2 separate regions of the Homo sapiens genome follow, and region 2 is linked to region 1. A link is a loop called in an ENCODE intact Hi-C map of the cell type or tissue named here. Cell type or tissue: IMR-90. All regions are shown on one strand. Links, peaks and the distances in the headings refer to the core of each region. The heading gives the core; the rest is flanking DNA. Region 1 overlaps BMPER (BMP binding endothelial regulator). Region 2 overlaps NPSR1 (neuropeptide S receptor 1).

Region 1 (16,012 bases), core at 3,282-11,281:
TATGAGTGACTAAGCAGCATTATTAAGAGCCTTTATAAAACAGCAGACAGCCCAGAGGTACCTTACAATGATAGCAATGAAACAAAGCAATTTTTAAATTGATTTAGCAAAATGCTTAGTTACTATTTCATGGTAGGCAAAAGAATAATAAACCTTAAAGGAGGAATCATCCTAAGACACTATGAAAAATAAAACCAGCATGAACTCATTGGTTGCTGTCAGCCCTTGTTTTTATGGCTTGTGTATGAATGTTGGTAAGAGAGAGTGAGAGAACCCGTTGGTGGGCTTTTGGCTGAAGTTGGATGCATGTCAGTAGGGATGTCCAAGTCTGTCAGTAGTCATGGTCTCTGTTTTGCAGAGAATCACATTTTATTAACTGTACAATAGGAACACTCTGGCTCAACCCTGTCTCCTCTCTCCAATGTAGACACAGTGGTGTGATGGAGCTGGCTTCTATTGTCCCCCTACCGCCAATTGTTAGAATTTCTCCCCAGCTGTGTGTTTAGTGATCAGTGATGCCATGTTGGTACTGTAGCTTAGAAGCAGCCACACTGGCTATTTACACCACATAAGTCAGCATGCACTACCAATCAGGGGTCCCCTCTTCTCCCTGATCCCACCAAGAACCAGTTGTTGAACATTTACCACCACACCACTCCCTGGATGTTCCATCAGAAACACAGTGGGTTTAAATACAAACTCATCATCTCTCCTCCGCTCCACCCCGCTCCTTTCTACTACCGGCTTCTTCTGCATCCCTCTAATTTCTTGGCAGACTTTAAATCCAAGCTTGAATCTCCAGATGCATCTTTGACTCTTCTTTTTCCCTTTTGCCTCAGTGTGAGACCCTTTTTCAGGCTCTATACATTCTCCTATCTCAATGCTTTATGTCCCCTCTCAATTTCTACTGGTGTTCCCGCAGGTAAGTGGTGTCTTTCCCTCTTGGAAAACCTTAGTTGGATCTTCTGAAATAGCTGCTTAATCCCTACATAACTTCTTTTCTCCACGTCTTCCATTCCATCCAAAATATTCTTATTAGCTTGCTTTCCTGATGCGTATTTTGAATTCTATCACTTTTCTGCTCCAACTGTCAGTGACTCCTTCTGATTACTTAAATAATGTTTGTGCTTCATAGTTTGGCATACAAGGAAGTCCATTAAATAAGCAACACTTACCTTTCCCATTGATTTCTCGTGATGTCTGTTCCCCTTCTTGATGTTCTTGGGTCCCCAAATGGAATGTATGCCGATTCAAACAAATGTATGTCTAAAGTATACATTTTTCTAAAAAGCCTTTTTTTCCTCTTTGCCTGGGTAAAACTTATTTTTTTCTTTTAGATGTAACTCAAATGATGCCACCTCCTCAAAATCTTTCCTAACTTCTCACTTCCTATCCTCCATGCCAGAGTAATCTATTTCCTTGAACTCCCTTGGTAATGCTAGACTGCTTTTTGTAACACCCATTATTTTCCTCCTTTATTACAACCTATTTTGGCACATTGTGAAGTTTGGAGTAAGTACCCCGCCTTACTCATCTTTGTCCCTTGCTCAGACAAATGGCACAGTTGCTTGCCAAGTAGAGATTTATTAAAAGAATTTTAAAAAGGAAAATAATGTTTGCGCTTAGGTGGAACACCCTTTAGCTGCTGGAAGTAAAATAAATAAAAGCAAAGGAAGTAAAAAATGGCATGATAGGAATACTTCTGAAAGCCCCCCAAAAGTTTAACTTTTAAGTGGAACATTTTTATGTTATATAATGTGTTTGAAGAGGATGTCACATGGAAGCTGAAATAGAATAGAATAATTCTACAGTGTAACAGAAGGCAGGATCTGAATAAAGGGCTGGAAGTTATAGAACACATTTTCATTTAATATATAAGAAAACTTCCTGAGAGATAGAAGCTGTCATTGTCTATCACAGGAATGAGATTCCTAAAAAGCTACCGAGCTCCTATCACAGACATGATGCAGATGTACGACCATCTGGCAGGAGTATTATAAAAGGAATTCCTGCAGGGAGTAGATATTCCCTAAGGTCTTTTAAGACTCTATGATTCTATAATTCTCTGACTTTTTGTGAGTCATCCGGCCTGTTGGGTTTTTGAGCTGTCACAGCGCTAAACCACAGTGGGTTGCCATGATTGTTGCTATTAAGACTTTTATTGTATAGTGGGAACATAAAAATATTTAGGAAGAAAACATCTATAAAGGTTACCCCTTCCTCCGCCAAAAAATGGCTTCTCAATTTCAGATCCCCTGCTTTGGGGAAAAATGTTCTATCACTATTCTTAGATCACAAGCTTAAAATCTAGAAAACCTGCCATATTAGGGACGGGTGTGGTGGCTCATGCCTGTAATCTCAACACTTTGGGAGGCTGAGGTGGGTGGATCATAAGGTCAGGAGTTTGAGACCATCCTGGCCAATATGGTGAAATCCCATCTGTACTAAAAATACAAAAAATTAGCCAGGTGTGTTGGTGCACACTTATAGTCCCAGCTACCTCGAGGCTGAGGCAGGAGAATCGCTTGAACCCAGGAGGCAGAGGTTGCAGTGAGCCGAGATTGTGCCACTGACTCCAGAGGTTGCAGTGAGCTGAGATCGTGCCAGTGACCACAGCTTAGGCGACAGAGCGAGACGCTGTCTCAAAAAAAAAGAGACAGAAAGAAAAGGAAGGAAGGAAGGAAGGAGAGAGAGAGAGAGAGAGAGAGAGAGAGAGAAAGAGAGAGAGAGAGAAAGAGAGAAAGAAAGAAAGAAAGAAAGAAAGAAAGAAAGAAAGAAAGAAAGAAAGAAAACCTGCCATATTATAATTTAGGCTTAGTTTTATTTCAGTTCCTTTGCCATGAGTCCCCAAGGGCATGGACTGAACTGGGGAGTAAAACCTCATTCTCTAGTGGCTTTCATCTTGTCCCTTGTCTGGAGTCTTTCCTCACCTGGAAACACTATTTGCAAATTGCATTCAGTTCTGCCTGCTTCTTTGCTAGATATTTGGATTAGCACCTTGGTCTTCCTTCCTCCAACTGCTGATCTAGAGGTTACCTCTCCCTATGTTGTCGTATATGAATATAAGGACTTCTACATTTTTCTTTTTCTTTTTTTCAGGAATTTGGCTACTAGCAATGATAAGTGAATAGGAGGGTAATCTTTTCCCTGTGTTCTTGACCCCCTCCTCTCCTGTTTTCTTCCTGATATTATGTCACCAGTTACCCAAACCCTCCATCTCTTTAGCTTCAGCATCTTATCTTGGACTTCCTTCCCCGCTTTGATGCAAAATGTGTTCAAGTCTTCTTGATTCTGTCTCTCTCTCTCTCTCTCTCTCTCTGTCTTCTGGGTTCCCTTCAAATTATCTCCTCATTTCTCTCCTCTGATCTGACAACCTACTGAAAGAATGGCCTTTCCTCATTGCCTCCCATATTTTCCACCTGCAATACACTTCAGGAGGATTGTTGGCCACACCACTCTTGTAAAAGTATTCCTGCTAAGACCACCACTGACCTCCTAGCTGTCTACTCCAGTTTTCAGAACTTCCCTCAGTATGTTAGTAGTAGTTAAATCCATGGAATGCCTATTCCTCCTTCACTTTGAGGCCATTTAACCCTGTAAATCTCATTGTCACTTAGTAGTCGCTTTATCTGGACTTGACTATATAAACATCTGTAAGTAATGCATTCAGAAAACAGGTTTTGAGCATGTACCCTAGAACAGGCTCTGCACTAGGGCTGGGGAAAATTGGTGAGCAACACCTGCCAGCCCTGGGGCATGGTGGAGTAGATGGAGTGAGGGATCGCTCCCATGGGGGTGTAGTTGCAGGGTGTGATAAGGGCCATGCAAGAATGCCAGGAGAATGTTTAAGAGCAACCTTATCTAGACTGGGGATCTCAGAAACCTTCCCTGAGAAAGCTACTCAGCTGCATATTGAAGGAGGAGTGGATTTTAACTAGGAGAAGGGGGAGGAAGAACACCCCAGCTAGAAGGAACAGCATGTGCTTTAGAAGGCGACCTGTCTTAGGGGAGAGGGTGAGGGCTCAGCTTTGAATGCTGTCTTTGCCACTTATTAGTAATGTGATGGTAAAAAGAGAAAATCATGTGATGCCTCTGGGCCAGTGTTCTGGGGCCTTTTAGGCAATTATCTCTGCAGTTGCTTATAGAAAACAGGCCTCACATTCCAACTCTCAGGGGCTCATCTGAGGGTGCTCTCATTCTAGCAGAGGGTGTGGGGAAGCTGGCATGGAGGGGAAGGCCTGTGGTGTTTATGATTTGGCTTTGGGGAATGTCTGGTCATGGAGTCCTTTTTCTGGGATTTGAGGATGGTGGCGTGCCAGCCCCACTGATGGGTGGGGGTGGGCCTCTTGGGACGGGTAGCACCCTGTTTAGGTCCAGTGGACTGAGCTATCCCTCGGCAGCCAAGGCTGCAAAGGGCATTGAGTGTGAAAAGACCCTTTCTTGTGCAGTGATGGGATGTGAATGCTGGTTTATTGTGGAGCCAAAAGGCACGGCAGATGCTTGATGCAAGGCCCCCAGCATCTGAAAAAGTTCACCACTGTACCGCATCCTCCAGGGGCAGCCGCCTCTGCCGCCCTTTGATTAATGCACGTAGTGGAGGATTTGTGCCTTTGCCTGTTTGTGGGACTTGGCAGCCATCCACTGCCTAATGTGAAAAAGGCCTATGGAAGGATCGGCCCCTTTGAAGCAGGGGGCTGGTGGTGACTGCTGCGTGTGGCTGGGGTGTGGCCTCCAGATGCTAGAGGCCTTCACTTTCATAAATTTTCCTCACCGCCATTTGTGACTCCACACTCCCAATTACTGCACTCTCTGGAGGTGGCCATGGCCAACACAGGCAAACCCAGGCTAGTATTGTTCGGCTGCCAATGGGAAGACTAGAGACAATGCTGGGGCTGGCATCCCGGGGGATGGCACCCTAGGGTGATAGGAAAGAAAGAACAAAGTTCAATTCCTGCACATCCTTCAAACTCTGAACTTCAGTGGGGCTGGAGATGGAATGCTGCAATTTCTGTTTTGCTTAGTCCTCTAACCATTTCCATTTCTGTGCATGGATGAATTTTGCTCTTTTCTTTAGGGATTCGTTGGGGGAAGGGGAGAATACAGATTTTCATTTACCTTCTGAGAACCCTAAGGGAGAGATTAGGCAAGGAAAGGAGAATGTGGAAAGGGGTAATAATGTGCCCAAGATAACACAATTGAGGTTCAATCTTGGTGTGGTGATCACTTACCTTGCTGCCTCTTCGAGTAGATTATGCCGTGGGACAATTGTGTAGGCATGTTTTCTTCTCCTCTAGGGCCCAGACATGAGAAGCAACATTGAAGAAGGCATTTGCTCTCAAGTGCCAGCCCTGTACTTACTGGAGCCTGAGAGCTAGTGCCCCCTTAATATGTTGCCCTCAAGACTCCTCCTTGAGTGTTGCCTGGCCCAGTTCTGCCCTGCTCTCCCCACCACACCCCAAAGGCCCCAGGATCGAAGCCAGTTCTGCCCTGCTCTCCCCACCACACCCCAAAGGCCCCAGGATCGAAGCCAGTTCTGCCCTGCTCTCCCTACCACGCCCCAAAGGCCTCCGGATCGAAGCCAGGTTCTTCTTTCTTTCTGCATTTCCCACAATGCCCAGCCCACAGGTTGCACACAGCGGATATTCTCTTGGTGTTTGTTGAGGGGACTAGAACAATTTCAAAGACGGTATGTATCTATGTTGGGAGTAGAATTATGATGAGATGAGCTCACCAAAAAGGAGACAGTGAGTTTCTTTGGGGTAAAGATCCCTCTCTCATTTCTGGGCTGGGGGCTTTTAAAATACATATACTACCTAGTTTTGGGGCTAGCTGAGCCCTGGGCAAGTTCATATCTTGACAGAATCACAGAATATTAGTACTGTGGAGACCCCATCACTTTACAAACTAAGAATCAGGCTTACCCCAAGACGTGGCTGAATATTGGCAACACGCTGATACTTTTGGTCCCTGATGGTATTACCACCTCAGACTTGGTAGATGTGAAATGTGTATATTGAAATGTGTATATTGCTCTCTGACATAGAGCTCCTGAAACTGTGTAGGTAAGGGCACTAGGGAAATCTTTTTTTTAAATTTGAATTTGGTCTCTGACCCCAGTTCCTGATACAGAGCTCCTAAGACCTTTGCAATTAATTTCCTGAATGGTAGGAGTGAGAGATGCAGAGCTTCTAAATCCTTTGTAATTTACTTGGTGATAGGAGCATCTTTTGTTCTAATGAGATGATCCTTGGGGGGCTCCTGGACAGCCTCAGGATGGAGAGGGGCTCCATTGCTAGAGGAACCAACCATGTAATTAGAGGGTTGGACTTTCAGCCTCTCCCTCTAGCCTCCAAGGAGGGGAGAGGGGCTGAAAGTTGAGTTGATCACCAATGGCTGGTGATATAATTAATCAGGTCTATGTAATGGCACCTCCACGAAAACCCCAAAGGTCAGGGTTTGGGGAGCTTCTGGATAGCTAAACACACAGGGGTTCTGGAAGGTGGTGTGCCTGGGTTCTGGAAGGTGGTGTGCCTGGAGAGGGCACAGAAGCTCTGAATCCCTTCCTACACCCTCACCCTGTGCATCTCTTCCATCTGGCTGTGCATCTGTATCCTTGGTAACAGCCTTTGTAATCAACTGGGCAACTTAAGTGTTTCCCTGAGTCCTGTGAGTCACTCCAGCAAATTAACTGGATCCAAGAAGGGGGTTGTGGAAACTCCGATTTATAAACCGGTTGGTCAGAAGCACAGGCCACAACCTGGGACTGTGATTGATATCTAAAGTGGGGAGCAGTGCTGTGGGACTGGGACCTTTGCTGTGGGATCTGACGCTAACTCCAGTAGATAGTGTCAGAATTGAGTTAAATTTCAGGACATCTAGTTGGTGTCCGCTGGAGAACTAGTGGTTAGTGGGGAGAAGTCCCTACATGTTTTGGTGACCGAAGCTTTCTGTGTTGAGTCAGCGTGTGGAAGCAGGAAAAACAGTTTAGTTTTTCCTTTAGTGGTAAAGAATGTTTCTCTTCTGCTTAGGTGAAGGATTCCGACTCTCTTGTACTTGAGATTCTTTTTAGAGACAAAAAAATATGTGACGTTCGATGTAGTACATAGGTGAAATGAGATTTCGTGAAAAAGATAAAAAAGATTGAAAAAGGTGGACGGAGCAGAGGCTTCTTCCTGGTGGTGGCCCATCTCGCCCTGCCCTTTCCAGAAGCCTGCCTCAGATGCACTCACCCTTCTTGGCAGGCATCAGGGGTAGGTGTTTAGGATTACACAGGGGTTTAGTTCACCAGCCTTACAATTGTTTTACAGTAAGCATGACGGTGATGAATTGAGCACAAGTTTAAGAGAAGAGTGATTGATTTTCTGCCAAGCACCATTTTTATGTTCTTTTTTATCAGCCAGCCTCCAAAAAGGTGAGTTGTTTGATTTAGAAGCAAATGCTGGAGTAAGAATTATGGTTACTTCATGCAGTAACTCTCGGCCACTAGAGGGGGGTCGTGACCAAGCTTCCCTCTCCCTGGCCAGCTCCTGAGACCATCTTGCAAGATTTGCCGGGCTCTGCTAGGATGGGGCCCAAAGTGAAATGAGGCGTTATCTCTAGAAGAGTGACAATTCAGCAAAAGTCTGTTAATCATGGTCAGTTTTTCCCTCCGTGAAGCCAGTGTTTCCTACTTGAGCAAAGATAGCTTAACTTCCCAACAGGAGTATTTCTAAGGGTTACTGGTTATATAGTCTCTGGCTTTGGGCTCCTTAAAGATGTGGCCCCTGGGTATAGAGAAAATAGCAAAATGGTGCACATCCCTTCCCCGTTATTAGATGGGCGAGAATTTAACTGTGGGCATGAAGATTATACTCTTCACATATGGTCTGATATATGGCCTTATCAAGGGAGAAAATATTTTAGATTCCATACATGCGTGATAGCTGTTTGGTCACTGTTAAAAGCGTACCTCTACTAAAAGCAAGTATGTGGAGCTTCTTCCAAAGCTGGCATCCATGAAAAATCCTAAGAATTGCTACTTCCTTAAAGGAGGTCTCTGTGTCCACAGATGCCTACATTATTCCACAAAAACAATCCATAGCTTCAGAAGAGGGTCAGAGGTGAATGATCATTTCTGGAGCTCCTGTGTGCTGCTGTGCACGTAATGCCATTCACCTCCTGGGGAAAGTTAGGAGGATTTAAAAATAAATATTTTTAGTAATTGGAGAGCGTCTAAATTAGGTAAAAAGTGTTGGAATGTATAAGTAAGCAATGTATATAAGGTAGGGACAGTGGGCAGGCAATCAAGTAAGAGATTCACTGTGAATCATGAACAAAAATGGTTTGGTAGGTTTTTCTCTTGTTAATTTGGTTGTTGGATTTTTGTTCTTGACAAGCCGGGAAGCAAGCAGTTGACAGGGAGGGAGGAACACAGAAGGCAGGAAGATGAAAATACAAGGCTGAGCAGGGGAGCGCAGGAAGGTAACTGAAGAGTCCTTATGAGCAGGGACACATTGAGTGATTCTGTGTGGCTCCTGATGTCAGACCTGAGAGTTAACTGGAGATTATGAGGATTTGGATCCCTAGAAGAAAGAAATGTCATAACCAGCAGATCTGCTGAGCTGCCCTGCAGGAAAACCAGCCCCCTGTCCTGTGAGGTCTCAGGAAGAGGCTGCATGATTCTCTGTCAGGGACTTTTTTTGCTTTGTATTGTTTTTGATATTGGGAGGTTGACCACATGACTATCAAATCTAAGATCTGGTGGTTTGGAAATTCTGTGCCTCTACTCAGGCACCTCCCTTAGCCTAGAATTTCCTTTTTCTCATTCATAATAGTCTTTATGTCATTTGGAGTTTGGTTCTTAGTATTTGCACAATCCTGTTTTCTTGGAGGAGCCCATCTCTGTTAGCCTCTGTACCTTGTTTAGTGCCTGAAACAAACAGAGCTCCATGAGTGCCTTCTTTTCACTGAGGAGTGGGCTAACAATTTAACTTGAGTATAGGGGGATGAGGGGAGAATTTGGGAAAGCTGAACCGGAGATAACTTTTATATCTACAACCAGAGAAACAGGCTGGACTCCCGTTCCAGGTATCCTCCTGCCCTGTCTCCCCAGATGAAGGTTATGAAATCCACAAGCTAATGAAAATGCCTGGACTTGCTGTTCTGTCCTGGCAACCCCAGGCAGCCATAGAACCTGGAATATTCTCAACAATATTTAAGCCAGCATGGACAGTAGCCACAGGGATGCCAAACTGGGGCTGGCCCAGGAAAGCCGTGGACAGAGCAGCAGGAGCTCCCTGCTGGCTGGCCCAGCAGGCTAGCCCTGCCCTTTCATTGACAGCTCAATAAAACAGCCTCACAGTTCCCAGGATTGAAGCTTCTGGCCGTGTTTTTCATGTGACAGTGGTGTTTTTTGTACCCCTTCGATGGAAGGATAAGAATGAGTGTGTGAACGTGCCTGTATAGGGCTGAGGAAAAGAGCGTGATATTGGATGACATTGTTTTCATAGGTATAATGTGACATGGATGTGCCTTCCTACCTTGGCTACTACCTTTAGTTGTCTCCATGCAACTCAGATTAGGGAAATTAGGGCAGGATTTCAAGGATTAAAATGTGAGTTTTTTAATAGGCTTATGGTAGCTAACCACACTTCTGCTCACTCAGCTAGGACTCTGTCTTCCCTATCTTCTCCCTCCCCTGTTTTCCATTGATGCCCAGGTACCAATAAACCTAAGATGCCTTCACTCACTTCTATGACCTTCCTAGATATGTGGAACAAGGAAAGCCATATGACCAAATGGTGGTTTTCTTGCTATCTTCCTTGCACTGTTGCGTTCTGCCTTGATCCTGCCATTGCTCCCAGGAAAGCTGACCTTCAGATTGACAAACATTGTCCAGCTGAAGACCCTTTGTGGTGGCAGAGAAAACAGCCAGAACGCTGGATATCTGGCTCCGAGGTGGAGCTGGCACCTGTCACTCCTGGCTTGCCCTTCTGTTCTCCAAGAAGCAGTGTGGAGGGTGCCCAGTGGGTAATACATCTGTCGTTCAAAACTGTGCCTGGGAAGCAGAGGCACTTGCCTCTGTCTGACAGGCATGGCCCTTGTGCCAGAGAAAGCAGAGAGCAGAGGGGAAACCACTCGGATATGCTGTTGCTAGGAAGCATAGATGTGTTTGATGTTTTGATTTTAGCAGTATTGGAGGTTTGCCTTTTTAATAACATGAAAAACTATAGGTTTTTCTTATATCAAATATGTGCTTTATTGAAAATGTGTGGTTAAAGCAGAATCCTCTCATCAAATCCTTTTTTTCCACCAGTCATTAAATTAAAAAAAATTCCTCTGGAGACAGGAGAGGAGTGCAATAAGTTCAAAATGAAAATGACAGCAGAAAGGTTCTTGCAGAAGCAGCTTAGTTCAGAGGCTGTTATGGCCAACAGCTCCCGTGGCCTTGGCCGTATTAAGCAGTGGCCACAGAGTGGGAGCAAGGATGGAATTCATGTCCTTCAGATATCAGTGTCCAGCTGTCCAATCCTGTGGAAGCTGGGAAAAGGTCATGAGGTTACTCTCTTTCACTCTTTGAATGATTCACTGAATATTTACTGAGCTGTGTGTTCACGGCACTGTGCTGGGGGGCTAGATAAGCCAGACACAGTCCTTGTCCCCCGGAAAGAAAAGAGATGATGTTTCAAAGGATCTGTGCAATAAGAAAGGTATGAAGGACATGGGACCCTATAGGGAGTGGCTAACTTTTTTGGGGCCACTTGGCAAGCACCACTGAGGAATTTGAATTAAGTCTTAAAGGATAGACATTAGATTTTTCCAGTGGAAAAGACCTGGAAGTACCTTCCAGTCAGGAATAGCCAGGTGGATGGAAGTCCAAGGGTTGATGGGACATTCTATGATTTGGTAAAAGAATGAGTGGGGAAGAAAGAAATGGAGTTAGAAAAGTAGGCTGAAGTCTAGGCTGCTAGGAACCTTGAATTTGATGCCAAGAACTTTGAATTTTTTTTGTAGGTGCCCAATCAGAGGTGAGCTTGATCCTAATCTCAGTATACCTATAAATCCCTCTAGGAGGACAGAAATGGATTCCCTGGCGCTAATGGAGCTGCACTCTTGGCAGCACCATCTAATAGCACTCTCTTCAGTGATGGTAGTGTTCTCAATCCACTCTGTCCAATATGGGGGCCATTGGCACCTGCTGCCATTGAACATTTGAAATGTGGCTAATGATACTGACAAACTGAACTTGTAATTTTATTTAATGGTAATTAACTTAAATTCCAATTTAAATAACCACATGTGTCTAATGGTTTCTGGTGTAGAGTTTTCAGGAGGCAGTAGCTGTAGTTTGATGCGGGAAAATAGTTCTGAAGGCTTCTCTGCAGATGAGTTGTGTTTAATTGGATTTCAGGGAGGGAACTGACCACAGGTCAGTTCTGATCCCACTACCGTGCCGAGTGCTATGAGGAACAGGGTTAAAACATGCCTTCAAGGAGTCATTGAAACATGACACACAAACATCAAACATTGAGAGAAGGGAGGTAGTGGATGTGTGACAAAGCGCTGCCCAGCCTGGTGCCAGCTCCCTGGGCCCCTGCAGCAGCTCTGGGCCTTCTCTTGCCCTATTGTGGCACTGAGCAGCTGTGTTAACCACACAGAACAAGAGTCCTACCTGAACCCTGAACCTCTTGGCTGCCAGGCAAGATGCCAGGAGTGGGGCAGATGAATCAGGAAACCATTTCTAGATACATTAATTTGAAGCTCCTGTGACAGACAGTATGCTTTAAGGGGATTGCAGGGGCCTGATTCCTTTGTTATTTTGCCAATTCCGTTACAATAGAAACCAGTCAGGCAGGCACTCTTCACCTGCAGAGCTTTCCTGGAAAAGCTCAGAGTAATGCAACCTGTGTTTTCCCACTGGAGCACACTGGGCAGCCGTGTTTCCTGACCAACTCACCATCAAACAGAACATAAATGTGACAGAACAATGTCATGACAGCAGAGGTACCAAAGCCATAAATCTCAGTCACTCCCAGAAGTGATAAAATTCTGCTACTTATTCTGTAAAATGAATATAAATGTAGACTATGGGTGCATACTGATTAAGAAAAGGACAACGATCTTCCATAAACACAGAAGAACTCAACTTCACTGTGTCATAACTTAGATTTTCCTCACACTGAATTATGAAGTGTGATAAACATGAATTGAATAGTTGAATAACAATTGTTTTGTCCCTCCCTAAAATTTGAAGTGCATTTGAAGATGCTTTTATTTTTCTCTTAATAAATTCCTTTGTAACCAACAGAAGCATGCAAAATTATTCCATTATCTATTCCACCACCACATTAGTAGACCAATGAAATACAAGTGTGAGGGCAACGCAAAGTGAATCCAGCCGAAGTCTGTATCAAGAGGCTGCCAAAATACAGATTGGGCAGATTTTAGCTGGAGGAACGTTGAATAACTAAGACCTACAAATAGAAGCTCTCATTTACTCCCATTCTTTACTTTCCCACTATCATTCTGAAATTCTGATTTCAATATTAATATCTTTCATGATATTCTTTTGTGTAGTATTAAAAGTAAACTGTGATGTTTCCCTTTTTAGAAAAGTGATATGTATTCACAGTGCCTGCCTGACTCTTTGGGTTTCTATTGTAACAGAATTGGCAAAATAACAAAGGAATCAGGCCTATGTAGAAAATACAGGTAAGAAAATTAAGGAGAACCGCAATCCACCACACCGAGCTTTCCGTTGGATTTGGTCGTATCTGTTTTCAGTTATTCTTGTTTTCATTGTGTGATGACACGATGTTGAAACACAATTTTGTTATCCTTCTCTTTTTTTTCAGTTAATCCTTCCCAAACATTTCCTCATATTTAAAAATATATTTTCAAAACTTCATTGTAATGGCTGTAGGGTGTTTCATCACAGAAGTCACCTGAATTTATCTAGCTCGGCCCTTATTATGGATAATTTAGGTTATTTCCCTTTTCTTTTTCTATTTAAATAGCATTGTGATGAAAATTCCTAGGTTTGAAGCCTATATTCACAGGCATTACTATTTCCTTAGGTGTAAAATTTTCATCAGAGAGTAAGAACCTTTCTCTGGGCTGTGTATAAATATAACTCAGTTGCTCTCTAGAAAGATCGAATGTAGTTACTGTGAATATGGGTTCTGAGATCAGAAAAAAACAAGGTGTCGTCCTAGGTTTGCAGTTCTGGATCTGTGATCAGCCCTGTGACATTGAGTAAATTACTTAACTTCTTCAAGCTTCAGCTTCCGTATCTATTAAATGGAGCAGTGAAAATCTCTGCCTCATAGCCCATTGCCATGTGGACTGGAGGAGACATTCCCTGAAAAACACTCTGTGTAAAAGCTGGCAGTTTCACACCACTGCCAGCGGGGCAGGGGGATGACTGCTTCTCCATTCTGTCACAAACTCTGTTCATTATTTTATGTAAAAATCATCAACTTGATAAGTGAAAAACAACATTTATGAATTTTAACTTCCGAGACAAAACACATATTTCAAGCCTATAAAAATACATACAACATTTTCAAGTAAAGGTCTGGCTTGGACAAATATTTTTCTCTCACACATTGTTCTCCATGAGTGGTTGATCATATAAAAAGCTCACATCTTCCTTAGTTTTACAGAACGGCATATCATTGATTGTGTCTGTGGAGACAGAGGGACCTGTCTGTGGGTGAGGTGGAGTGTATGTACACAGTGGTTATTCAATGTGTGCTGAAAACATTTTCTCTCAACAGTCTCAATGATTGGATTTAGCTGTCTGTAATTTATCTTCAATTGTGTAAATAGCTTCATAAGACACGTAGAAATCAAGAGAAAAGGAAAGCATTCACTAACAATCCCCTTACCCGAACAAATTACATTTTATTTGTTTATTGTCCATGGAATTTTACAGAATTACAGTAGACATTCACTCAAATCCGGGGACACATTTCCTCACACTGAGACCAGCCTTTTCCCATATATGTGCCATCATTTTACCAGGTCCATGAGATGCCATTCCATCCAGGTCTTGGCAGTGGGAGCCGTGTATACAGAAAGAGACCCACCCCCATGGGCCAGGAGAGAGGATGGGGAACAAATTCTACTGGGAAAGTGAAGTAGGAATGGGATTACAGGTTAGAACCTGGGGCAGCCGAAAATGTCGCTGTGAAGTCTGAGCGTAAATATGATGGGTGTGGGTTATTCTGAAATGAAAGTTGAAACAACAAAGGGAAATGACATTGAGGGAGATTCATACACTGGCATTTAGACGCCATTTTAAGGACAAGCTTTATTTGGCTTCTCTTTGGAATTCCAGAGTCTCTACCCAGTGTAAAGACTGTGTTTAATGCCTGAATGCATTTGCTAGTGAAGGTGATTTCCCAAGATTTCTATAATAAAAGTGGGGAGAAGTATTAAGAAATACAATCTTGAGCCAGGCACAGTGGCTCATGCTTGTAACCCCAGCACTTTGGGAGGCCGAGGTGGGTGGATCATCTGAGGTCAGGAGTTCGAGACCAGCCTGGCCAACATGGTGAAACCCTGTCTATACCAAAAATACAAAAAATTAGCCTGGCATGGTGGTGGGCACCTGAATTCCAGCTACTTGGGAGGCTGAGGCAAGAATATTGCTTGAACCCAAGAGGTGGAGGTTGTAGTGAGCTGAGATCGCACCATTGCACTCCAGCCTGGGCAACAAGAGTGAAACACCATCTCAAAAAAAAAAAAAAAAAAAAAAAAGTACAACCATGATTACTACAAAGAAAGAAAGATCTCTTTTTCTGTGCTGGTTATCGTGTCTTAGGTATCACTCATCAAATAATCTCTCAGTCCTTGACATGGAAGGAGGCTCTTTGGGTTTTACATCTGTTCCTCTTTTGTCCCTGTTTTTTCCTATTTCCCAAAACTGTGCCCTTGAGTGTTGGGCTGCAATAACTTTGTGGGTTCACTGTGGGTCTGTTGCTCCTTGAATCTGTTTTTTGCTGTTTAATTCCTGTTTAGAGCAGACAGTGTGTCGATTTTATACCCAGAGGTAGCTGACTGCTCTCGACAATCAGTTGTGCACAGGTCCCACACCATGGGAAAATGACATTATAGTGTCCAGTGGCAGTGTCATGATCACTTTTCAAGATCGTAAGTGCAGCTTGTACTCTTGGATATTATTTTTTCTGTGTTCAGCCTTGAATAGCTTCTGTGAGGAAGGGAGTTTGCTGAACAAGGTTGTGAAAAATATAAGGATAGTTTAATTTTATTAGTCTTGGAGGCCTCTTGCATAAATGTTAACTGGAAACTGTTAGGCAGTAAATTTGCTGAAAGAAGAAGATGAGATTGTTGTGTAGTATAATAAAAAGGACACTCTTTCAAAGCTGGGAGATATAATTTAATTTGCTCTTTTCCACTTAAAAGTGCTGACTTTGGGCCCATGTATTTATTTGTAAAATGACCCCTTCATTTATGGAACAAGAAACTGTATTATGCCTTGTTTACCATCCAGTGACAGGCTCCGTGTGAAAGCATTTTGTAAACTGTAATATTATACACTAATGTAAGGCCATTATTATGTCTTTGTGGTCAACATGTTTAAAAATTTGTTAGTTTGCATTTCCGTTCAATTTATGTCCTGGTCCATCATTTCCATATTTCAGCTGCAGAGACCTTGATTCAATTCTGTTCATCTTGCAGTCTAATTAGAGACCTGAAATGTTTGCTTTATTTAGAATTTGTCACTTTACATTCTGAAGAATGAAGATTCAGTGTTCCTTAAAAGACTAAGATTCTAAGATATTACAGAAGTGAATTCTAATCGTCTGTCTTCAGAAAGCCATGGGATTTTGTGTTTTCATCAAGTTGGTTACCATTTTTGGAAACATTGCAGTAAAGTCTATTAGTTTTATATCAGTGCTTGTCACAAGATGGCGATGGTATTCCAGTAGGGTAGCCATTAGGCGCATTGGGCTATTTATATCTAAGTTAATTAAAATAAAAGCAAATTAGAAACTTGGTTCCTCCA
Region 2 (8,000 bases), core at 1-8,000, 690 kb after region 1:
GCTTTTTATATGCCAATTATACATCAATAAAGTGGTTTAGAAGTTAATTTTAAAAATAGAAAATATACTTGTTTCCTGGGTTTCTTCTCGGTCATTTGGTGTGTCTGTTTTGTGAAGGGTTGAGACCTGTACCAAGTTTTCTGGGCACTGTAAAGCCCTAGTTATTATGATAGGGGAGGCAGGAAATTGATGAGGCAGGGGAGATAGGAGAGACATTTCGTGACATAGGTATGCAAAAATGTGTCAATGAAGCATCAAATTCTGTAAAATATTTGTAGAGATTTATTCTGAGTGAAATATCAGTGACAATGGACAAAGCCCTCAGGAGGTCATGAGAATATGTGCCCAAGGTGGTCAGGGTGCAGCTTGGTTTTATACATTTTAGGGCGACATGAACCTTCAATCAAACACATTTAAGAAATACATAGGGTTGGTCCGAAATGGCAGGGTTGGGTAGTGGGGGATGGGGTGGGCGAAGCTTCCAGATTATAGTTAGATTTAAATTTTTTCTGGTTGACAATTGGTTGAGTTTATCTAAAGACCTGGGATCAACAAAAAGGAATGTCTGAGTTAAGACAAAGAATTGTGGAGACCAAACTTCTTATTTGCAGGGGAAACTTTTAGGTTTCCTCTTCAGGGAGACTATGTTGTAAAATGTTTCTCATCAGACTTAAAGTCTGTGTTGATGTTAACGCTGGAGAGGTATAATGAGACACACCTGAACCCGCACTGCCCATCATGGCTTGGAACAGCCTCTCAGGTTAAATCTTAAAAGAGCCTTGGCTGAGGAGGAAATCCATTCGGAAGGTTGGGGGGCCTTATAACTTTATTTTTGGTTTACATTCATGGATTTGTGATACACTTTTTTTTTTTTTTTTTTTTTTTTTTAGACAGAGTCTCACTCTGTCGCCCGGGCTAGAGCGCAGTGGCGCGATCTCAGCTCACTGCAACTTCTGCCTCCCAGGTTCAAGTGATTCTTGTGCCTCAGCCTCCCGAGTAGCTGGGATTACAGGTGTGCATCACCACGCCTAATTTTTGTATTTTAGTAGAGATGGGGTTTCACCGTGTTGGCCAGGCTGGTCTCAAACTCCTGGGCTCAAGCAATCCACCTTGGCCTTCCAAAGTGCTGGGATTATAGGCATGAGACACTGCACCTGGCCCGTGATACACTTATTTATCCATCTATTTGTTTATGCCTAGCCGACTTTAGAAAGGGTTGAATGTGGTGGACAAAAGGACATCGACGCCAAAGTATTTTAAGGTGAAGAAATATAAGTGAAGGAAAAATAAGTATAGGAAATTGCAGGAGGGAAGTCCCAGGAAACTTGTTAGAGGTACAGACTTGAGACCCATAGCCAGAGGGTGACATGATGAATTACATGTTTCACCATATTCACTAGGTTAAAAAATTAGCTGTTTGCTCGTGGAAAATATGTCTAGTTCTGGGAGACACTGTGTAATATCATCAAGAGTGTCCTAAATTATCAGAAAGGCAGCAATTAATATTATAGTGCTTTTCTAAAGATGTAAAACAACTTATTCCCTCACTACAAAATTAAGAGAGGCTCAACATAAGGTGCTTGGAAAATCCTCATCATCAGTAGCTTCTGGGAAAGATGAAAGCTTAGAAACACATTAGCCAGCTGCCTTCCTCTGCCCAGGCCCAACGAAAGTCACTGAAGAAATCTAAAAACAGGGGGAGACCTGCATCTGGAATGAGAGCCAAGGAAAGAAGCCATCCAAATACCAGAAACTTCTAAGAATTCCCAGCACACGAGGGAGCAGATGAAACACGGAAGCCAAGTGTATAATGTATAATTCAGCCCCCGGGAGAACTCCCTGGCCTTGTAGAGGATGAACTGATACTCACAAGTTTATAGGGTGAGGGCAGCCGGTGAGAACGCGACACGAGAGGTTCCAGGAAGCCCAACGCGGGAGTCATTTTAGTACCGCAGCTTGTCAGAATTTAAGGGCAGCTGAGAGGCAGGGTTCGGAGTTTATGCGGCTCAGCTGAGAGAAAGCCGTAGAAAGAAGAGATTCCCCGAGAGTGGCAGGGCTCTCTGGGAGAGTCATGGAGCAGGGAGAAACCAGGAGGGAGTCAAATGTAGCTGTGCAGGCACAAGGCAATGGCCGCTTAACTGAGGGGAGGCCATATTTTATTTATTTTTTACTGCTATTTACTGAAGCAGTATTTTTCTTAGCCAGCAACTCCAGAAAAGTTGACAATTTTAAAGGTCTTCACCAAAAATGAATATGAGAATAATTAGAAAAATATCAAAATAATAAAGAGAAATATGCAGTGTTATATTAAAATGTAATATAAAACTTTGATAATTAAAACAATGCTGGAACCAGAATAACACATATAAATCATACAAAATTTCAAATCAGTTGGCAAAAAATGAATTAGTATACGGTGTTGAAATAGCTGTCTGGCCTTTTTTCAGAATATTAGATCACCACCCACCATAGCTAATAACAAAGTAAATTTTAGTTGGATTGAAAAAATTAACACTTCAAACATAAAAGGAGTAAAAGAATATTTGGGTAACACCTTCATAATTTCAGTGAAGGAAAGGCCTTTCCAGGAACCATATCAAAAGCAGAAGCAAGAAGGAAAATATAGTTTTTTACTACATAAAAATTTAAATTATTTATGTAAATAATAAATATCCATAAACAAACTTAAAAAGCAAAATTATAAATGGAAAATATTTTTATGTAACAGGCAAAGAAAAATATCCTTTTTATAAAGAAGTCTGGCAAAGAAATAAAAACATTCTAATTGAGTAAATGGGCAAAGGGCATGAACAGACTAACAAGAAACAAAGAAACATAAATGAGACCAGGCGCTGTGGCCCACGCCGGTAATCCCAGCACTTCGGGAGGCTGAGGTGGGTGGATCACTTGAGGTCACAAGTTTGAGACCAGCCTGGCCAACATAGTGAAACCCTGTCTCTACTAAAAAAATACAAAAATTAGCTGGGCATGGTGGCATGCACCTGTAATCCCGCTACTCAAGAGGCTGAGGCACAAGAATCGCTTGAACCTGGGAAGCGGAGGTTGCGGTGAGTGGAGATGGCACCACTGCACTCTAGCCCTCTAGCATTGGCAACAGAGCAAGACTTCACCAGAAAAAAAAAAAAAAAAACAACACCATAAATGAATAGAAAATGTATAGAAATATTCATTTTGACTACTAATTAAAGAATTGCAAAATTGAACATTTGGATACAAAATTTTACCAACCACATAACAAGATTAAAAGGAAGAATTATCCAACTATTAGGAGAGTATAAGGAAATTGGTACTTTTGTTGTTACAGTGAGAGCCATAAATAGTAGGCACTTTTGAGGGAAATGTAACAATATTTGTCAAAATTTATAAATCTTCTGTTTCTAAGAGTTTATCCTAAGGAATAACAAGAACTGAGAAAAATAGATGAATATAAATTATTTATAATAAAAAATGGAAAACAACTTAGATAATAATCGGCTATTGATAAAATTGGAGTACAGTATAACCACCGGAAAAAATGTTATTTATCAGTGCTTTTCCAATTGCACTTCCCACAGTGACCCCCAGAGGGCTCATTTTGCTGGCCTGCTCCAGGGCAGATCTGGGAGCTGCTGGCTGTCTCAGTTTCAACCAAAGATACCTGAGCTTTCAACACTTTCCTATACTGGGTTCGAGATAAAATTATATTTGAAGAAAGGATCTTACTACCTGAAAAAAAATGCCACTTGTACAAGTTCATATTTCTTAACAGGAAAAGATGGTCATAACAGGCTTTTCAGAGGAAAAAAATTAGGTTACAAGGTAGGATCTGTATCATGATCTCATTTCTAAATGTGTAATCTATGTATTATATATGCATGCGTTATCAAAATTTAAGCTTGACGTTTCTGGTTGGTGCCACTATGGATTTTTTTCCTTTTCGCTTATTTTTATTTGCTAGTGTTTCTATAATCAATGTGTGTAACTTATACGATTTTATAAAAAGGTAAATGAGTTACATGGAAAAGAGGAAGGCTAAGCGGCAGAGAAGTACAGAAATGGACAAGAGCACATGGAAGAGGGAGTCTGACTTTCCGGGGGTGAGAAACATGAGACAGTCTACCTTATATGCAAACCTGCATTTCATCTGTTCGATCCTGGATCCTTCAGCCCTGAGAAGTCACTCTTCATGGCAAATGGGCTCAGCTGCCTGGAAGGCCATCAGTCTCCCTGCTGTGGCAGCTGCGTCACAGCCTAAGAGAGTGGGGCTTTCACAGTGTAGCCCCAGCACCAGTAAGAGAAAAACAGCTCCAAGCCTATACCCTGCTGGGCCTTTGGGGAAACATCTTCGGAGACCTTGGTAGAATTGATTCTAAAGTATGATTCTATACTCTCTTCCCTGTCCATCCCTCTCAAAAGTGAATGCACTGTTCATCCATCAAGTGGAAACTTTGTGGGGCCCAGGAGTCACACGTTGCCCTTAAGAGTGCCCTGGAACCTATAGAAGAAGATGACATTAGAATTCTAACCATTGAAAGAACAAGAGCACAGGGGGCAGCTACTAATGTCACCCAGGACCATAGAAACCCATCAGGCTTCACACCCCCACCATCAAGAAGAACCCCCTCCAGTCCTATTACCTGCCCTCTTCATCCCACCCTGCTTCTTTCTTAATCTGAACTCCCACTGCTTCTCTCCACGCCTGGTTTTTCTCTGTTCCTTTAGGGACCAGCTCCCCTATGCCATCAAACTCCTAATGGGAGGCTCCCTCCACCTCCTGCCTCCTGAGGTGGCTGATTCCCTTAAGACATCTCAAGAGGATGCTCCTCAACCTTCCTTTTTAGGTACCTCATGGCCTGGTGGTGGTGAAGACATTTTCCTACCGTTCTAGACCACCTCCAGGCCTTTTCTCCTTCAGTATTGCATACGCATGCCCTCTCTGTTTCTCTGATGCTCATGCTATCAGTCTAGACTACCTTCTACAACACCTCCCCATATGTCTGTGCCCATATGGCCATGGCCCTCATCCAGTGAAGATGTTGACACTATTCTCAGTCTCTCACCTTTCATACTGTCCTAATCACAGGTGACTCGATGTCTACATAAACTAAGTCTAGTGAGAGGGCTTCACATGATGACTCACAGAGCTTGACATGTTCCCTGCATTTGAAAGCATTGTGGACCAATGACTACATCACACCTGAGAATGTTGAAGAGAAGCTGGCTGGCGCTGTGGTCCTAGCCCAGGGGGCTGATGTAAAACCTGCATCATGAAGTTTGCCTGAGGCTGTGTTAAAAAAGATCCTGCCCCAGACATTTCTGCCAGAGAAAGAGGCCTCCCTGAAGGTCACCAGGGAGGGTGGAAGGTCACTGCCCAAGTCAAGGAAGTGGCCACCAGCAAGACCCCACAGGATAATTTCCAAAGGACCCAGAAAAGTTCCTCAGGGGACCAAGAATCAGCTTTGGATGCAGCCAGGCACAGAGAGCACAAAGCCCTCTGATGACAGCAGCAGTCAAGCAAGAACTCTGTCTTCTTCCTCCTCCTGGTTCCCTGTACCCCAGCTCCAGAGAGACCCCAATGTGGATAGCAACCTGGGGGAGGAGGAGGAATAGCAGACAAGGATAGAAAGCAGAAGGGCTGGTACCTCTGCTGGACTTCCTACTTGAAGCAAGCCCACCTAGGGAGAAAAGACTTAACTTGAAATCTTCTTGGGAATTTGGGGTTTTTTTATTGTTATCTAGGATTTTAATTACTAATTTTCATGTAATTATTAAATTGACCAATGTTTACCACTTAATGTGTCAGTCACCTGTGAGTCATCACTAACATCAAGGGACTCGAGTTTCCAAATGCAGGCAGGAAAACCTCTCCCCCTGTCCCCAGTGGATTACCGGTTGCATGTAAGGAACAGGAAAGACCTTAATCAGATTGCTATTATAATTCTACCCCAAGACTCCTGCTTGCTCAGTGGGCCAATAACAACTCTTTTCTACATGAATCTAATATCTCTTTTCAGTGCATACAATTCAGGAAGAACAGAACCCTAGATATTATTCTCCTAAATATTTTGGGTTTGGATTTTAATAGAGTCCCTAGTTTCCTCTAGATTTTTCTCACTTCTTGTAGCTCGACCACAGTCAACACACTGTCGAACAACACCACCTGACTCTACATTCCAACCCCACCCAAAGACACACACCTGCTTTCCAAGTTGAAAGTAGGGGAGCAAGGTGGCCTCTTATTTCTGGAAGAAGGTCCCAGAGCCAATGAGCACAGAAAGCCCAGCTAGGTGAGGGATTAAGATGAGAGTTTCAACAACAGCTTGACAGAAAGCATCACATCATAACAACGGGTGTATTTTAAAGGTACTTGCTTATGTATTAATTGTCTCTCTCCAGCCCCATCATAACCAGCTGAGGTGGCCAGAGCAGGTATTTTTTATACCAATTTAAAGAAAAGATGAGGCTGAGACTGCATGGTTTAGCCAAGGTCAGAATATTGCAACTAAAGTCCAGTGTGCAGACATAGCTACCAGGTTTCTGGGCTGGTTTTGAATGCACCCTACTCTCCAGAACGAAGTTCAGTGTTCTTTCTCTGCCTTGTAAGTCCACCCATGTTCCTACCAAAAAAAAAAAAAAAGAAAGAAGTTTCCTTCCCATTTGGCAAATAACTCTCAAAAACTGTCCCAGTGCTTTGCAGTGCTGGGTACAGTGAAAAGATGCCACGTGGACCAAAGGCTGTAGCCCTGCCTGGTAACAAGAGACTGCATATGGGTAGACACAACTCAGCATTTGCACCGCAACTTACCAAATGTACATGGTACAAACTGAGCTCCCTAATACTGCAGGAATGGATGCGTCAGCATCTCAAGTCAGATGGGTAAATCAGGAAAGAAAAAGCACCAACCTTAGGCCAGGCAATGTGCTGGCTTCTGTTCAAGCTTCCCTTTGTAATCTTCACATTGACAATGTATGGAGATACTGTATCCCTGTTTACAGAGAAGGAAACTGAGGCTCTGGGAGGTTCTTTGAGGTCCAGGGTGGCTGCCCCACAGTGATCCTTTTCTATAGCAGACTCCATTGTGCTCCCAAAAATGGTTGCCACATACCCAGACATTCCTCTCTTTTCTTTGGGCAGAAAAGCAAGCCAGGGTCCTCATTGTGATCGCCTGGAGCCTGTCTTTTCTGTTCTCCATTCCCACCCTGATCATATTTGGGAAGAGGACACTGTCCAACGGTGAAGTGCAGTGCTGGGCCCTGTGGCCTGACGACTCCTACTGGACCCCATACATGACCATCGTGGCCTTCCTGGTGTACTTCATCCCTCTGACAATCATCAGGTAAGAAGCCGTCAGGACAGGACCACACGGGGGGGTGGGGCGGGGGGGGCTTTCCTGTTTCTCCAGCTGTTGCTCTCCTCCCCAACAGACCCATTTTTCCTAGTGCCCTTGAGGGAACTGACCAGGCCACAAGATTTTATGTGTAGCTACCATAGGCTAAGCCCAATTTCTTCAAAGTAGAGTAAGGAGAAGGGAATTAACAATTACTGGGTATATAGGGCAGGCATTGTGCTAAATAGCTAACAATTATCACATTAGCCACAGTATAACCCTGTGAAATAATTTCCATTGCCCCAATTTAATGAATGATGAAACTCAAGCTCAGAGTGATTAAGTAACTTATTCAACATCAAACAGGATTGATATCCAGGTTTTTCTGAAATCATACCATATTATTTCTTTTATATCTCGCAGCCTTCCAAATATAAGGCAAATTACCAGTTTCAGGGATTTTGTAAATGAAAAGATAGACATACTTGAAACAAACTGAACACAAAACTCAGTATGCACTAATATGCTAAACTGTCTATGCAGTGGAGTCAGATAATGGCAGGGAATATATTTTGGAAGCCACCATTGAAGGAGGAAATGATTCAGGTAGGATAAGGGAGAAGTGGGGAGGAAGCAGAGTCTGTGATGACCAGAAATCAGAGTGAGTGTAGA

Evidence for each region. Hi-C counts contacts between places; a loop is a spot of excess contacts. Peaks named below come from ENCODE experiments on the same cell type or tissue, not always from the same donor. Only the 100,000 strongest peaks of a DNase experiment are listed, where the experiment ranks them.
Region 2: it touches region 1 in a loop (16-fold over the local background); 2 of 110 quality-filtered maps call a loop at or near these places.

The regions. Positions count from the first base shown.
Region 1 is chr7:34,126,893-34,142,904 of GRCh38, forward strand. All of the region lies in intron 13 of BMPER (BMP binding endothelial regulator), which reads left to right. Among named protein-coding and RNA genes, the nearest start is that of BMPER, 230 kb to the left of the region's middle. In IMR-90, for the core only: a CTCF peak has its summit at 7,486 (motif pointing right); DNase peaks (open chromatin) are centred at 6,659 and 7,489; H3K4me3 peaks cover 192 bases; H3K27ac peaks cover 564 bases.
Region 2 is chr7:34,820,266-34,828,265 of GRCh38, forward strand. NPSR1 (neuropeptide S receptor 1) reads left to right here. Exons shown (of 9, transcript NM_207172.2): 5 at 7,136-7,337. It also overlaps a transcript of NPSR1-AS1 not described here. Among named protein-coding and RNA genes, the nearest start is that of NPSR1-AS1, 66 kb to the left of the region's middle. In IMR-90, for the core only: a CTCF peak has its summit at 3,583; no DNase peak of the experiment used is centred there.